2 separate regions of the Homo sapiens genome follow, and region 1 is linked to region 2. A link is an interaction called in ENCODE POLR2A ChIA-PET data of the cell type or tissue named here. Cell type or tissue: Caco-2. All regions are shown on one strand.

Evidence for each region. ChIA-PET counts read pairs that join two places held together with the same protein. Peaks named below come from ENCODE experiments on the same cell type or tissue, not always from the same donor. Only the 100,000 strongest peaks of a DNase experiment are listed, where the experiment ranks them.
Region 1: POLR2A ChIA-PET joins it to region 2 with 13 read pairs; 3 of 35 experiments call an interaction of 5 or more read pairs at or near these places.

Annotation. Positions count from the first base shown.
Region 1 is chr11:70,373,864-70,381,863 of GRCh38, forward strand. It overlaps PPFIA1 (PPFI scaffold protein A1), which reads left to right. Exons shown (of 28, transcript NM_003626.5): 24 at 1,055-1,230; 25 at 2,669-2,737; 26 at 4,167-4,332. The region is part of intron 1 of CTTN-DT (CTTN divergent transcript); the gene reads right to left. Among named protein-coding and RNA genes, the nearest start is that of CTTN-DT, 21 kb to the right of the region's middle. In Caco-2, CTCF peaks have their summits at 5,046 and 5,248; DNase peaks (open chromatin) are centred at 4,858 and 5,118.
Region 2 is chr11:70,256,683-70,264,682 of GRCh38, forward strand. No RefSeq gene overlaps it. Among named protein-coding and RNA genes, the nearest start is that of PPFIA1, 10 kb to the right of the region's middle. In Caco-2, no CTCF peak of the experiment used is centred here; a DNase peak (open chromatin) is centred at 4,731.

The sequences.
Region 1 (8,000 bases), 120 kb after region 2:
TACAGTGTGTGTATATGTATGGACTTTTATCCAGAAAAGGGCATTGGCAATGAAATATGTCCATCTGTTTTGTTTTCTGTATCTATTTTACATCTTTTTCCAATAGACAAAGATCTTTGGAAGTGTCTTTGGAAGTGATTGGTGATCATCTGCATATATTTTTAGAGTGGCTATTTTTAGATCTAATAGAGCAAATTGAATAATTTGTTAATTTGCATAAGATATTGTGGCTGGGCATGGTAGCTCATGCCTGTAATCTCAGCACTTTGGGAGGCCAAGGCAGGAGTATTGTCTGAGCCCATGAGTTCAAGACCAGCCTGGGGAACATAGTGAGACCCTGTCAGTACAAAAAAATTAGCTGAGCTTCGTGACACACGCCTGTAGTTCCAGCTCCTCAGGAGGCTGAGGTGGGAAAAATCACTTGAGCCCAGGAGGTTGAGGCTGCAGTGAGCTATGATGGTACCAGGCTGTATCCAGCCTGGGTGACAGAGCAGGACATTGTCAAGAAAAAGAGAGGAAAAAAAAAGATTTTCTGCAAAGTCTCTAATGTGCTGGATGATATTGTTAAGTTTCTCTCATTTTAAAATGAGACAAAGACTTCGAGATTAGAAATGAGAGGTTTCTGTTGAATTGAGCAAAGTGTTCATATTATTATGGAGCCAGCTCCATCCGTGATGAAGTATTTCAGAAGACTCTCCAGTCTGTGTGTGAAGCATGTTTATACATGTTAGGTATTCAAGTTCTTGCAGTCCTCTGGCTTCTGATCCCTGGATCCTCATCATCTTCTTTTCTCTAGAAATAATAACTTCATTCCTCTCGTGCTCACTGGAAGGATGAGTTCTAATGGGAGAGTCTCCCTGAGAGTGGAGCAGGGCCAGGACACCATTGTCTCAGTGCAGCAAATGGTTGTCTATTTAGCAGTGTCTCCCAGCACTTTTCTCAGGAGCCGAAGGATTAGGAACCATGGTAGGAATCTTTCTCCTGCATTACAGGGTACATGTGATAAAGATGGCTTTCTGAAGCCACTTTTATAATTGTCTTTATTCTTTTGCAGACGTGCTTGTTTGGAGCAATGATCGAGTGATTCGCTGGATCCTGTCAATTGGCCTTAAAGAATATGCAAACAATCTTATAGAGAGTGGTGTTCACGGAGCACTTCTGGCCTTAGATGAAACCTTCGACTTCAGTGCACTGGCACTGCTGTTACAGATCCCGACGCAGAACACACAGGTGACGCCAAACCTGTCTGTGTCTGCACTCATTGTTCAGTTGGCACCCTGATTATAGACAGCTAGTTATTCGAATAGAAAGAAACTTTAAAAAAAAAAAAAAAAAAAAACTTCAGACAACTAGTTTTTGGTTTTTTTTTTTTTTTTTGGTCTATTGGCTTTCCCTTTTCTGTTGGAAGCATGAGAGTCCTGCAATAAACCAGATAAGGACGATCTTTCATTCCAGCCCATGTGCCTGATCAGAAGAGTGACATATATTTAGTTCTTACATGGAAAGAGAAGTGTTTTTAGGTGTGCCACATGAAGATTTTATTAATTTTGTTTTTATGGGTAATTGCCTTATGCCATTCTTTTTGACTCATGGGCTCATTTGAAAAACAGGGAACTTTTATTCCTCTACAGAACATTGAATATGCCAGGCAAGGTGGCTCATGCCCACAATCCCAACACTTTGGGAGGCCCAGGTAGGCAGATTGCTTGAGTCCAGGAGTTCGAGACCAGCCTGGCCATCATGGTGAAGCTCTGTCTCTACAAAAAAATACAAAAAAATTAGCCAGGTGTGGTGGCACATGCCTGTAGTCCCAGCTACTTGGGAGGCCAAGGCAGGGAGATTGCTTGGCCCGGGAAGTGGAGGTTGTGATGAGCTCTGATTGCGCCACTGCACTCCAGCCTGAGTGACAGAGTGAGACCCCCATCCCAAAGAAAAAGGAAAAAAAAAAAAAAAAATTGAATATCTTTGGCCAATACCCCTGACCAACCCACACAACACACCCTTGTTAATATGACTCCAAGGATCATGGATCCCTTTCTGCAAAAGCCCATCCATTGACTCCACATTAGATGCCCTGATTTAAAATATTATTATGGTTCAATGTAGTCATAGCAGTGAGGGAGTTGTTTTTTTGTTTGTTTTGAGATGGAGTTTCGCTCTTGTTGCCCAGGCTGGAGTGCAATGGTGCAATCTTGGCTCACTGCACCCTCTGTCTCCCAGGTTCAAGTGATTTTCCTGCCTCATCCTCCCAAGTAGCTGAGATTACCGGCACACGCCACCGTGCCCGGCTTATTTTTGTATTTTTAGTATAGATGGGATTTCACCATGTTGGCCAAGCTGGTCTCAAACTCCTGATCTCAAGTGATCTGCCTGTCTCGGCCTCCCAAAGTACTGGGATTACAGGCATGAGCCACCACACCCAGGCCCTAATTTTTGTATTTTTAGTAGAGACGGGGTTTTACCATGTTGCCCAGGCTGGTCTTGAACTCCTGACCTCAGGTGGTCTGTCCGCCTTGGCGTCCGAAAGTGTTGGAATTACAGGCGTGAGCCACCAGACCCAGCCAGCAGTGAGGGAGTTTAAGTCTTGGTTTAAAAAACAATTACGATGCTAACACCCTTCAAATTAGATTTGATGAAAGTTTTATTTGTTTTTCTTTGGTTATTTCAGGCTCGTGCTGTCTTGGAAAGAGAATTTAACAACCTTTTGGTCATGGGGACTGATAGAAGGTTTGATGAAGTAAGTTTTTGGCCTAATGTTCTTTAAATGTCTGAAATGTGTGTAAATGTTTAAATGTGTGTGAAATGTAAGCTGTTATTATTATTATACTTGGGACATCATGTAGCTAGGCAGTCTCTCTGGATGTTAGAAGTCAGGCTTTGCTCTTATACATTTATTCACAAATGAGCCTTTAAAAACTAATACCTGGGCCGGGCACGGCGGCTCGCACCTGTAATCCCAGCACTTTCGGAGGCTGAGGCGGGCGGATCACCAGAGGTCAGGAGTTTAAGACCAGCCCGGCCAACATGGTGAAACCCCATCTCTACTAAAAAACACAAAAATTAGCCGGGCGTTGTGGTAGGTGCCTATAATCGCAGCTACTTGGGAGGCTGAGGCTGGAGAATCGCTTAAACCTGGGAGGTGGAGGTTGCAGTGAGCTGAGATCGCACCACTGCCCTCCAGCCTGGGCGACAGAGAGAAACTCCATCTCAAAAAGAAACCCCCTCCCCGCAAAAAAAAAACCCACAAAAGTAATACCTTCAAGAAGGTAGTTTTGTTTTTATTTTTGCTATTTAATTTTTGACATCCCTCAAAAATGGTTTTCACATCATAAAACATTGGTTGCAGCTTAGGAACAGAGTCTGTAAGTTGGGTTTTGGGGACCAGTAGTTATCCTACCCCAGTCCAGAGTGTACCCCCATACTCCTGTGCATGGGTGGGGTGGCATGTTTCAGAAGTATATTAAAAACACAAAATGTTAATTTCCCCTTAAAACCATGACTCATTTGTTCCACACGATTAGGAGTCTCTTAATTGGACCTTAAGAAAAGTTGAGTTTGACAGAGAGAATAGAAGACCACCTCTAAAGATGAAGCACTTGTTGCTATATCCTGGCATAAGATAAAATTGTTTCTAGTTAAAAATTGTTTGTAGAGCTGCGTGTGGTAGGGGCACACCTGTAGTTCCAGCTACTTAGGAGGCTGCGGTGGGAGGATGGCTTGAGCCCAGGAGTTTGAGGTTACAGTGAGCTATAATCACACCACTGCATTCCAGCTCGGGCAACAGATCTAGACTCTGTCTGTAAAAACATAAATAAAAATGAAAAATAAACTATTTTTAAGATAAATAAAAACGTATTACGTTGCAAGAAAGTGATTCCTGCAAGGTGTAAGAAGTAGAACATGATGCTGTGGAGAAGGAGCACATCCTCATGGCCCAGCACCGACCTCATTTCGCCAGCTGAGGCCCAGCCGGACCATCACCATGCCCCGTTTCACGCTGAAGTTCCAGGTTGGGCAATATATTGTGTGGTCATCAAGAAGGGATTAAATACATGTGGACAAGAATACATTCTCGAGATCAGCAGTCATTTTAAAGGACATGTAACTTTACATCTCTGACCTTTATTTTTTAAATGAATCTTGTTTTTTGTTCCTTAATTTACCAGGATGATGATAAAAGCTTTAGGAGAGCACCTTCATGGAGAAAAAAGTTTAGACCAAAGGACATTCGTGGCTTAGCTGCTGGGTCAGCAGAGACTCTCCCTGCAAACTTCCGGGTGACTTCTTCTATGTCTTCCCCCTCTATGCAGCCAAAGAAGATGCAGATGGACGGTATGTGATGGGTCACACTAACCTGTCACTTGTTGGGAGCATGAGCAGCTTTCTGTCTGGAACATTAATAATGATCTAAAACGGCCTATTTAATATGTTACAAGGCACTTGAGTATGGTTGCATGTCCAAATATAAATGTTTTTAAATTAACTCTAACATTTGTTTATAAAAGTTTAACCATAATAATAGAATTTTTAAAACACGCTTGTCTGGTTGAATCTTAGCATATTTTTCCAACTAATAAAGCTCAGTATTCGTCTGTGTTCTCAGAGAGAGACTGAGGCATACTTGTAAATTTGTGTCTGTGACAGGCCGTGCTAGAAAGCTCTTTCAGGAAATAGTAGTGTAGTAGTAGCTTCCAAACCACATAATTTACTGCTCTCCACACCAGAGAAAATAACTGAGTACATTTTTAAGAACACACAGTTTCCAGCTTGTGTGAGCTCTGCCTATGCTTTCTGCCCTCCCTGCTGCTGCTGTTCCGTGCAGTCACATGTCTACCCATTAGAGGGCAGGGAAGGGAGGAAGGTGAACCTCCAAGAAGTCCCCAGTGGAGCGAGGCAGCTATTGACTATACCAGCCAGAGAGAGAGCATCACTGCCATGATTTCACATGCAGTTTGGGATTTTCCCTTAGACGGCCACTTTGATTTGAGGTTAACAGTTGACCATGGCTTCCTTACAGGTCTCTCAACTCTGCCCTTGTACTCATCTAATGAAAGGCAGTGCACAGGTTGAAGAGCCAGGCTGCCTAGGTTTGACTCCAGCTCTGCCACTAGGAGGTGCATGACCCTGAACAAGTCATTTAACTACCCTGGCCTCGGTCTCCCCATCTGTAAAATGGTCGTCATGGTAGTGTCTTCCTCATAGAGTAGTTGCGATGATTGAATGCCTCATTCATTAAGCTGGTGAAGTTCTGAGCCCGTGTCAGTCGGGGCTGTTTGGCAGCCCCTGTGCTACACACAGGTCACTCATGCTCACTTCTGAGGCCAGTGAGCAGACTGGAGGAAAGGAAGTGGCATTAAAAACTGTGCTAATCCTTGAGGCCAGGAGTTTGAGACCAGCCTGACCAACATGGCGAAACCCCGTCTCTACAAAAAAAAAATACAAAAATTAGCCAGGTGTGGTGGCACATGCTTGTAATCCCAGCTACTTGGGAGGCTAAGGCACAAGAATCATTTGGACCTGGGAGGCAGAGGGTGCAGTGAGCCGAGATTGTGCCGCTGCACTCTAGCCTTGATGACAGACTGAGACTCTGTCTCAAAAAAAAAAAAAATTTTTTTTTAAGTGCTAATTAGGGGCCAAGCATGGTGGCTTATACCAGTAATCCTAGCACTTTGATAGGCTGAGAGGCAGGAGAATCACTTGAGCTGAAGTTTGAGACTAGCCTGGGCAACACAGTGAGACCCCATCTCTAAAAAAAAAAAAATAATAATTGAAAACTGTGCGAATGGGGTTTTTGCCAATTTTTTTTGTCATCAGTCCCTCCCGTACGTAGGTTCATAAATTTTGTTCTCTATCACCTGTATAAAAATAAAAAGAAAAGTACATTTAAATAAAACCTTAGTTAAGCTGGACGCTTTGGGTGAGAATAGCTTACTTTGTGGCATTTTTAGTAAAAAGCTGTATTATTTATTTATTGTTTGCCAGAATTTGATAATATACTCAAGGGGGAAAACCCAGTATATCTTTTAACTAGGAACTTTTTACAAATTAGCATTTTTCTTCCAAGAGTCATGCATATAATTCTTAGAAAGCAGAACTGTGACTTGGCCTTCAGCTCAAGCTCTGTCACCTGGAGTCCACGAGTGCTTTCTTGTTTTACTTGTGGCTTCAATTTCAGTTTTCCTTCTGATAAATCACATCTCCCTTGTTAAATGTTAACAGGAATATTAAGAATGAGAGTTTGGATGGATGAAAAGTAAACCTAGGCCGGGCGCGGTGGCTCACGCCTGTAATCCCAGCACTTTGGGAGGCTGAGGTGGGTGGATCAGCTGAGGTCAGGAGTTCGAGACCAGCCTGGCCAACGTGGTGAGACCAGCCTGGCCAACGTGGTGAAACCCTGTCTCTAGTAAAAATACAAAAAAATCGGCCGGGCTCGGTGGCTCACGCCTGTAATCCCAGCACTTTGGGAGGCCAAGGCGGGAGGATCACGAGGTCAGGAGATCAAGACCATCCTGGCTAACACGGTGAAACTCCATCTCTACTAAAAATACAAAAAAAAAAAAAAAATTAGCTGGGCACGGTGGCAGGCGCCTGTAGTACCAGCTACTCGGGAGGCTGGGGCAGGAGAATGGCATGAACCCAGGAGGCGGAGCTTGTGGTGAGCCAAGATCACACCACTGCACTCCAGCCTGGGCGACAGAGCAGGACTGTCTCAAAAGAAAAAATTTGCCAGGCATGGTGACACATGCCAATAATCCCAGCTACTTAGGAGGCTGAGGCAGGAGAATGGCTTGAACCTGGGAGGCAGAGGTTGCAGTGAGCCGAAATCATGCCACTGTACTCCAGCCTGGGCGACAAGAGCAAAACTCTGTCTCAAAAAAAAAAAAAAAGTAAACCTAAAAGGTATAGGGAATTTATTATAAAGAAGACTTTTTACCCTTACATTAAATAACTCAGGCACAAGCCTGCTAAAGGGATTATTATTATTATTGAGACAGGGTCTCACTCTGTTGCCCAGGTTGGAGTGCAGTGGCTCAGTCTCGGCTTACTGCAACCTCAGCCTCCCAAGTAGCTGGGACCACAGGTGTGGTCCCATGCCTTGCTAATTTTTTGAATTTTTTGTAGAGATGGGCTCTCACCATGTTGCCCAGGCTGGTCTTAACTCTTGGGCTCAAGCAATCCTCCTGCCTTGACCTCCCAAATTGCTGGAATTACAGACGCGAGCCACCGTGCCCAGCAAAGTTGACTATTTTAATGGCTTTTTAATTAAGGGAATGTGGGGTAAACTCCAGCAGGTCTCCCAGGTTCTTAAGAGTCAGAGGGTTTGTGAAGATCATCTGTCCTCACCAACAGTCCCAACTGTCTTAATGTCTTTGCTGGAACCATGCAGGATGTTGATTAAGTGTTCCTGGTATACCTGTGGGAAAACAAAAAACATAACCGGGAGCAGCCAGTACCTGCTTCCGATTTGCAAAAACTTAAAATCCCAGTTGTTAATGGAAATCGGGCTTACTTATGGCCACACTGTGTTTCTTGAACAAGAACCAAAATCTGTGGTCTCTATGATTAATATTTCTGGTAGGAACTGAGACTGGGCTTCAGTTTTTAGATCAGCTTTCACCCCACTCCCTGGCCAACGCCCCACCCCTGCAGCCAGATCTCTGCACCTGCTCTGCTCCTCCCCAGGAGAAAAGGGCACCGGCTTCCCAGACACCCAGCTAGTGCTGGGTAGCAAGGTTCTCTCCCTCCTCTTAGACTGGTCTTGTACCCGACGTCGTTGGCCTCTGCGCTCAGTGGGGCTGGGCAGCATCAGCAGTGCCGCTTGGTGTTTCCTTCATACCAGTGTTAGAGATGGAGCACTTAGGGCAGGGAGAAAGCCCCATTGGTCTATGAATGCAGAGTTTAGTAAGAGATAAAGGGATCACTCTAAGTAGGGGTCATTTATGCAGATGTACATTTTGAAATTGTTACTGTACCATTTGGTGCTTGGTATTTCGGAGTAG
Region 2 (8,000 bases):
GAGCAAAACTCCGTCTCAAAAAAAAAAAAAGGTATTTTAAGAAGTGTCTCATCTGTCAAGTTAGCTGGTATTAAATAAATAAAAAGAAAAAGCATCACTTGTTGGGCACAATGGCTCATACCTGTAATCTCAGCACTTTGGGAGGCTAAGGTGGGAGGATCGCTTGAGTTCGAGATCAGTCTGGGCAACATAGTGAGGCCCCCACCACCACCACTCTCCCTGTTCCTTGTCCCCACTCCCAATCTCTCTCTACCAAAAAAAAAAAAGAAAGAAAGAAAGAAACTGCTAGGAAGAAAGGAAAGAGCTTTTGTGGTTGTACTGCTATGCTATTGCCTACAGCATCAAACACTCAACTAACAGAAGGTGCCCAACACAGACACAGGTGTTTACTATTCACTTAACAAGCCTGCTAGGGGGCAGCTCCCAGTGGGCACAAGCCTTCCAGTAGTCTTTCCTTAGCACATTAGCAGACACGGTTTCCAAATTCCCAACAGATATTAATCTTCAAGACTCGAGAATGTCATTCAAAAACAAGGACACAGCCTGAATTCTAAATGCCAGGTTGTACTAAGGGAACACCTTGATCTTTGAGTCTTGACTGTGTTGTTGGGTTTTTTGTTGTTGTTTTTTTGTTTGTTTGTTTGTTTGTTTTTGAGACGGAGTTTTGCTCTGAGATGGAGTTTTGCTCTGTTGCTGGGCTGGAGTGCAGTGGCGCAATCTTGGCTCACTGCAATCTCTGCCTCCCGGGTTCAAGTGATTCTCCTGCCTCAGCCTCCCAAGTAGCTGGGACCAGGCGCGCTCCACCATGCCTGGCTAAGTTTTGTGTTTTTAGTAGAGATGGGGTTTCACCATGTTGGCCAGGATGGTCTCGATCTCTTGATCTAGTGATCCGCCTGCCTCAGCCTCCCAAAGTGCTGGGATTACAGGCATGAGCCACCGCACCCAGCCCCTTGACTGTGTTTTGTTCAGGGCATTCTTCGTACTAGTTGGTTGTGGTTATAAAACAATTAGTGGGCCAGGCACGGTGGCTCATGCCTGTAATCCCAGCACCTTGGGAGGCCGAGGCGGGCAGATCACAAGGTCAAAAGATTGAGACCATCCTGGCCAACATGGTGAAACCCAATCTCTACTAAAGATACAAAAATTAGCCGGGCGTGGTGGCGTGCACCTGTAGTCCCAGCTACTCTGGAGACTGAGGCAGGAGAATCACTTGAACCCAGGAGGCGGAGGTTGCAGTGAGCTGAGATCGCGCCACTGACTCCAGCCTGGGTGACAGAGCAAGACTCTGTGTCAAAAAACAAAACAAAAAAAAAAACACACAAAAAAATTAGCGAAACAGCTTACATTCATATTTATTTTATTTTATTTTATTTATTTATTTATTTATTTATTTATTTTTGAGATGAAGTCTCACTCTGTTCCCCAAGCTGGAGTGCAGTGGCATGATCTTGGCTCACTGCAACCTCTGCCTCCTGGGTTCAAGCAATTCTCCTGCCTCAGACTCCCGAGTAGCTGGGATTACAGGCACGCGCCACCACGCCTGGGTAATTTTTGTATTTTTAGTAGAGATAGGTTTCACCATGTTGGCCAGGCTGGTCTCAAGCTCCTGACCTCAGGTGATCCACCCGCCTTGGCCTCCCAAAGTGGTGGGATTATAGGCGTGAGCAACCGTGCCCAGCCCAATTTTCGATTCCATACTTCTGCCCCATGTTGTTTTGTCTCAGAATCCATTTCTTTAAAAAATAAATCTTTTGCAGATGTGGAAAAAAAAAAAGATATGGGCATGAGATATCAGAATTCCCCAAACCCTAAGTTATTTTGTATTTATTAAAAACATTGTGTTTACTTGCTTGTAAAGAATGGGTGACCATAATAAGCAGGTTCAGAGGTTTTCTGTAAAAAAATTTTTAAAAATCTGAAGTGCATGGTTCTTATTATAAACCAATATATTTTGACAATATTGTTTTTTTTTTTTTTTGAGACAGAGTCTCCAGGCTGGAATGTAGTGGCATGTTCTCGGCTCACTGCAACCTCTGCCTCCTGAGTTCAAATGATTCTCCTGCCTCAGCCTCTGAAATAGCTGGGACTACAGTAATGCACCACCACTCCTGGCTAATTTTTGTATTTTTAGTAAAGTCAGGTTTTCACTATGTTGGCCAGGCTGGTGTTCAACTCCCGGCCTCAAGAGATCTGCCCGCCTTGGCCTCCCAAAGTGCTGGGATTACAGGCATGAGCCACTGCGCCCAGCCAGTATTACATATTTTAATAACATAAAAAACCTCCATCTGATACAGATATTTGATAATAAAAAAATTAAAAGAAAAGAATATTAGTAAACAATAAATGTCAAATTAATTTTTAAAATCTTAGAATAATTCCACAAATATCCAACATTTAAAAGCTTAATTGTCCTATCTCATAATCTTGATCTTTGTTTCATCATAAATATTCCAGTTGTGGAAAAATTTCTTAGGACTGTGCCCAAAAGCATCCTCAAGTTGGGCAACAGGAAGAGTATAGGGTTGTTTGTTTGAGACAAGGTCTTGCTTTGTCACCCAGGCTGGAGGGCAGTGGTGCAATCACAGGTCACTGCAACCTCAGGCTCCTAGGCTCAAGTGATCCTCCCACCTCAGTCTCTAGAGTGGCTGGGACTATAGGCTCATGCCACCATGCTCAGCTCATTTTTTTTTTTTTTTTTTTTTTGAGATGAAGTCTCGTTCTGTCACCCAGGCTGGAGTGCAGTGGTGCAATCTCGGCTTGCTGCAACCTCCACCTCCTGGGTTCAAGCAATTTTCCTGCCTCAGGCTCCCTAATAGCTGGGATCACAGACACTTGTCACCATGCCTGGCTGATTTTTGTATTTTTAGTAGAGATGGGGTTTTGCCATATATTAGCCGGGCTGGTCTTGAACTCCTGACCTCAGGTGATCTGCCCACCTTGGCCTCCCAAAGTGCTGGGATTACAGGTGTAAGCCACCACACCTGGCCTCATTTTTTATTATTTTTATTTATTTATTTATTTATTTTGAGACAGAGTCTTGCTCTGTCGCCCAGGCTGGAGTGCAGTGGCGCCATCTCGGCTCACTGCAAGCTCTGCCTCCTGGGTGCACGCCATTCTCCTGCCTCAACCTCCCGAGTAGCTGGAATTATAGGTGTGCACCACCACACCCAGCTAATTTTTGTATTTATAGTAGAGAAGGAGTTTGGCCATGTTGGCCAGGCTGGTCTTGAACTCCTGACCTCAAGTAATCCACTCACTTCGGCCTCCATTAGTGCTGGGATTATAAGCGTGAGCCACCACACCTGGCCTTCGTTTTTAAATTTTTTTGTAAAACAGGGTCTCACTATGTTGCCCTCACCGATAGAGATTTTTTGTTTGTTTTTTGTTTTTTAATTTTGTGGTAAAATACACATAACACAAAATTTACCATCTTAACCACTTCTGAGTGCACAGTGCAGTGGCATTAAGTACTTTCTCAGTGTTTCACTGCGTGCAACCATCACCACCATCCATCTCCAGGATTTTTCTTTTCTTTTCTTTTCTTTTTTTTTTTTGAGATGGAGTTTCACTCTGTCACCTAGGCTGGAGTGCAATGGTAAGACTCGGGTCACCGCAACCTCTGCCTTCTGGGTTCAAGCGATTCTCTTGCCTCAGCCTCCCGGGTAGCTGGGATTACAGGCATGCGCCACCACGCCTGGCTAATTTTGTATTTTTAGGAGAGACAGGGTTTCTTTATGTTGGTCAGGCTGGTCTCGAACTCCTGACCTCAGGTGATCCACCCGCCTAGGCCTCCCAAAGTGCTGGGATCACAGGCATGAGCCACTGCGCCCGGCAGTCTCCAGAATTTTTCATCTTGCAAAACTGGAACTCTGTGCCCATTAAATAGTATCTCCCCATTTCCCTTCCCCCAGCCCCTGGCATGCACCATTCTACTGTCTGTCTTTATGGATTTGACTACTCTGGGACCTCAGGTAAGTGGAATCACACGGTGTTTACCCTTTGTGCTTGACTTAGTTCACTGGGCATAATGCCTTTGATACTCATCCGTAAGGTTACTTTTTATTTTTTTTTTAATTTTATTTTTTCTGAGACAGGATCTCACTCTGTCAGCCAGGCTGGAGTGCAGTGGCACGATCACCACTCACTGCAGGCACAACCTCCTGGGCTCAGGTGATCCTCCCACCTCGGCCTCCTGAGTAGCTGGGACTACAAGCGTGCACCCACCACACCCAGCTATGTTTTTGTATTTTTAGTAGAGATGGGGTTTCACCATGTTGCTCAGGCTGGTCTCAAACTCCTGGGCTCAAGCCATCCGCCCGCCTTGGCCTCCCAAAGTGCTGGAATTACAAGCATGAGCCACTGCACCTGGCCCAGATTACTTTTTTAATGGTGAAACTATTTCATCTGCTTCACAAAAAAACTATAGCCCACAGTGAATACTCAGACTCTGGAATGCCAGCAAATACACTGGGTAGGATTCAAATAACACGAACATTGAGATCTGTTAGCAAGGTTCACAGTGCTAATATTCAAAATCACACGTTGAAGTTGCCGGTTTGAGGACTTAGCTGCTTATTTCTTAGAATACCACTCATAGGATTTGGATAAAATACACTATGTGTGTAAACTCAACAACATTTATTTTCAAGAATAACTCACCATTTGGCAGAGGCAGGGGCCAGGGCAGGCATACACAACAGGGCACAGCCACAGGCAAGATGGACTGGTTCTCTCCCACATACTTCTGTCCCAGTTCTAGGAATGTTGGAATGTTGACCTTAACCTTCAGCTCCACGTGTCAGCGCTTCCTACTCTAGCTTTTTTTTTTTTGGAGACGGGGTCTCACTCTATTGCCCAGACCAGAGTGCAGTGGCATGATTACTTCTTCTGTTTTTTTTTTTTTTTTTTTTTTTTTTTTTTTTTTTTTTTTTTTTTTTTTTTTTGAGACAGAGTCTTGCTCTGTTGCCCAGGCTGGAGCGCAGTGGTGTGATTTCAGTTCGCTGCAATCTCTGCCTTCTGGGTTCAAGTGATTCTCCTGCCTCAGCCTCCCAAGTAGCTGGGATTACAGGCATGTGCCATCACACCAGGCTATTTTTTGTATTTTTTGTAGAGACGGGGCATGTTGACCAGGCTGATCTCGAACTCCTGACCTCAGGTGATCCACCCGTCTCAGCCTCCCAAAGTACTGAGATAATAAGCATGAGCCACTGTGCCCAGCCTGCCCTAGCTTTTTTTTTTGAGACGGAGTCTTGCAGTGTCGCCCGGGCTGGAGTGCAATGGCGCTATCTCGGCTCACTGCAACCTCCGCCTCCTGGGTTCAAGTGATTCTCCTGCCTCAGCCTCCTGAGTAGCTGGGATTATAGGTGCCTGCCACCACACCTGGTTAATTTTTTGTATTTTTAGTAGAAACGGGGTTTCACCATGTTGGCCAGGCTGGTCTCAAACTGCTGACCTCCTTATCCGCCTGCCTCGGCCTCCCAAAGTGCTGGGATTACAGGCATAAGCCACCATGCCCAGCCCTGCCCTAGCTTTTGGCTTGACATCAGTGCATTCCTTAGAGCTGGTAACCTCCCTCTATGTTAAGTTTGTTTCTCCTGTGGGAATCCTACTCTTCCCTTTTTTTCCCATCTATCAACTGATTTTTTTTTTTTTTTTTTTTGAGACCGAGTCTCACTCTGTCGCCCAGGCTGGAGTGCAGTGGTGCGATCTCGGCTCACTGCAGGCTCCACCCCCCGGGGTTCACGCCATTCTCCTGCCTTGGCCTCCTGAGTAGCTGGGACTACAGGCACCTGCCACCTTGCCCGGCTAATTTTTTGTATTTTTAGTAGAGACAGGGTTTCACCGTGTTAGCCAGGATGGTCTCGATCTCCTGACCTCGTGATCCGCCCGCCTCGGCCTCCCAAAGTGCTGGGATTACAGGCGTGAGCCACCGCGCCCGGGCTTGCTTTTTTTTTTTTTTTTTTTTTTTTTTTTTGAGATGAAGTTTTGCTTTTGTTGCCTGGCTACAGTGCAATGGCGTGATCTCGGCTCACTGCAACCTCTGCCTCCCAGGTTCAAGGGATTCTCCTGCCTCAGCCTCCTGAGTAGTGGGGACTACTGGTGACTGCCACCACGCCTGGCTAATTTTTTGTATTTTTAGTAGAGACGGGGTTTCACCATGTTGGCCAGGCCTGACCTCAGGTGATCCGCTCACCTTGGCCTCCCAAAGTGCTGGGATTACAGGCATGAGCCACTGTACTCAGCCTTATTGACTGATTTTTCTTGTTATTCAGGATTGGGAAAGGGACCGATTTCCTGTGAGATGGTGGGAAGGAATTTCCTGGAAGCACAGTGGGCAGAATCTTTCCTTATGGTCTCACAGCAGCTGCCACAGTCCCCAGTCCCAGTCCTCAAGGACAGAGGCCATGGGGCTTTCTTCTGCTCTCTCTTTCTTCAGAGAGGGAAGTCCCAGGAGTCTCCGCACACTTTCCCTTATGTGTCACAGATGAGAACAGGACTCTAGCTTGTCAGGGGCAAAGGGGAAGAAGATGCTAGCAGAGTTGGTCCAAGCCTGATTCATGCTGTGGGGACGGGCATGGCGCAAATATAAAAGACTTCCACCAGTGATAATACTGTTCATATGGCGCTTCCCAACTCAACCCTCACGGCAATCCTATGAGGTGGTGCTACCATCTTTGCTTTACAAATGAGGACATTTGGCCCAGAGAGGCCAAGCAGCTTACCTAGGAGTACACAGCTACGGCAAAGAAGCAGAGCCAAATCTGACACAAGCTACCTGTCTCCAGGGTCGGCATCCACACCCACTGTGCAGAGTGTCTTCAAAGAGGGCACGGTGACCAGGCAGGGGACCAGCTGGGGGGGGCTGCTGCAGTCAACTCTCATTTCCAGCCGTAAGAGTTCCTCAGCGAATATCGCAGGGTGGTCTGTGGGTGTTATTATCCCCATTTGACAGATGAGGAGAGTGAGGCTTAGTAGAGGTTAGTGCCTTGCCCCAGGGCAAGGTAAAGAGCTGGGAGTGCAGCTGAGACCTCTGAGAGTTGGACTACCTCTGTCTGGGCTCTTCTCCCTATAACAGCGGGACATTTTTATTAGGTGGCTCTGTTTGATGAACACAATGAGGTTGTCAAGAGAAGCAAGGTGCAAAATGCTTGACTTCCCTTTGAAATATAATTATACACATACATTATATTATGAATGAGACTAAAGTCTTCATGTCCAAGCAGGCAGCCAGGAGATGCCCAAAGGATTGGGAACCTCCCTATACCTGGCGTTGGGATAGGGGCAATGGAGACGATTTCAGACAAGATGGATCAGGAAGACAGATACAGAGACCAGGGCTCAGTACCTTGGTGTCCCACCCCTGGTGGAAGGGTTTGACTCCTGCTTTGGGGGCCTGGAGATAACTTTTGATGTAGCAGCAGGAACATTGGCTTTGGAGCCAGAGAGTTTTGAGCTCAAGTCACTGTTTTTACCAAATCATAAACTGTGGGGTGTGGGGTATGTTATCTAATCCTTCTAGGTCTCAGTATTTTCAACTGTAAAAGGATGCAGGATATACTTGTGAGGATTTGGGGAGTTAGATGGGTTAAAGATTTTTTGTAAAATGCTCTGGAAATTGTAAAATGCTCTGTAATTTTCTTATTATCACTTCATCCAGAGGTGTCCGTGTCCGTGCTCTTCGGACTGACCTGAACAAACCAAGTCATAGTCACTGATGGACCAATTTTCTTTCTTTTTTTTTTTTAGAGATGAAGTCTCACTCTGTCGCCCAGGCTGGAGTGCAGTAGCACAATCTCGGTTCACTGCAACCTCCGCGTCCCGGGTTCAAGCGATTCTTGTGCCTCTCAGCCTCCCAAGTACTGGGATTACAGGCGAGTGTTACCACGCTTGATTAATTTTTGTATTTTTTTTGTAGAGACCGTGTTATGCCATGTTGGCCAGTCTGGTCTCAAAATCCTGACCTCAAGTGATCCACCCGCCTCAGCCTCCCGAAGTGCTAG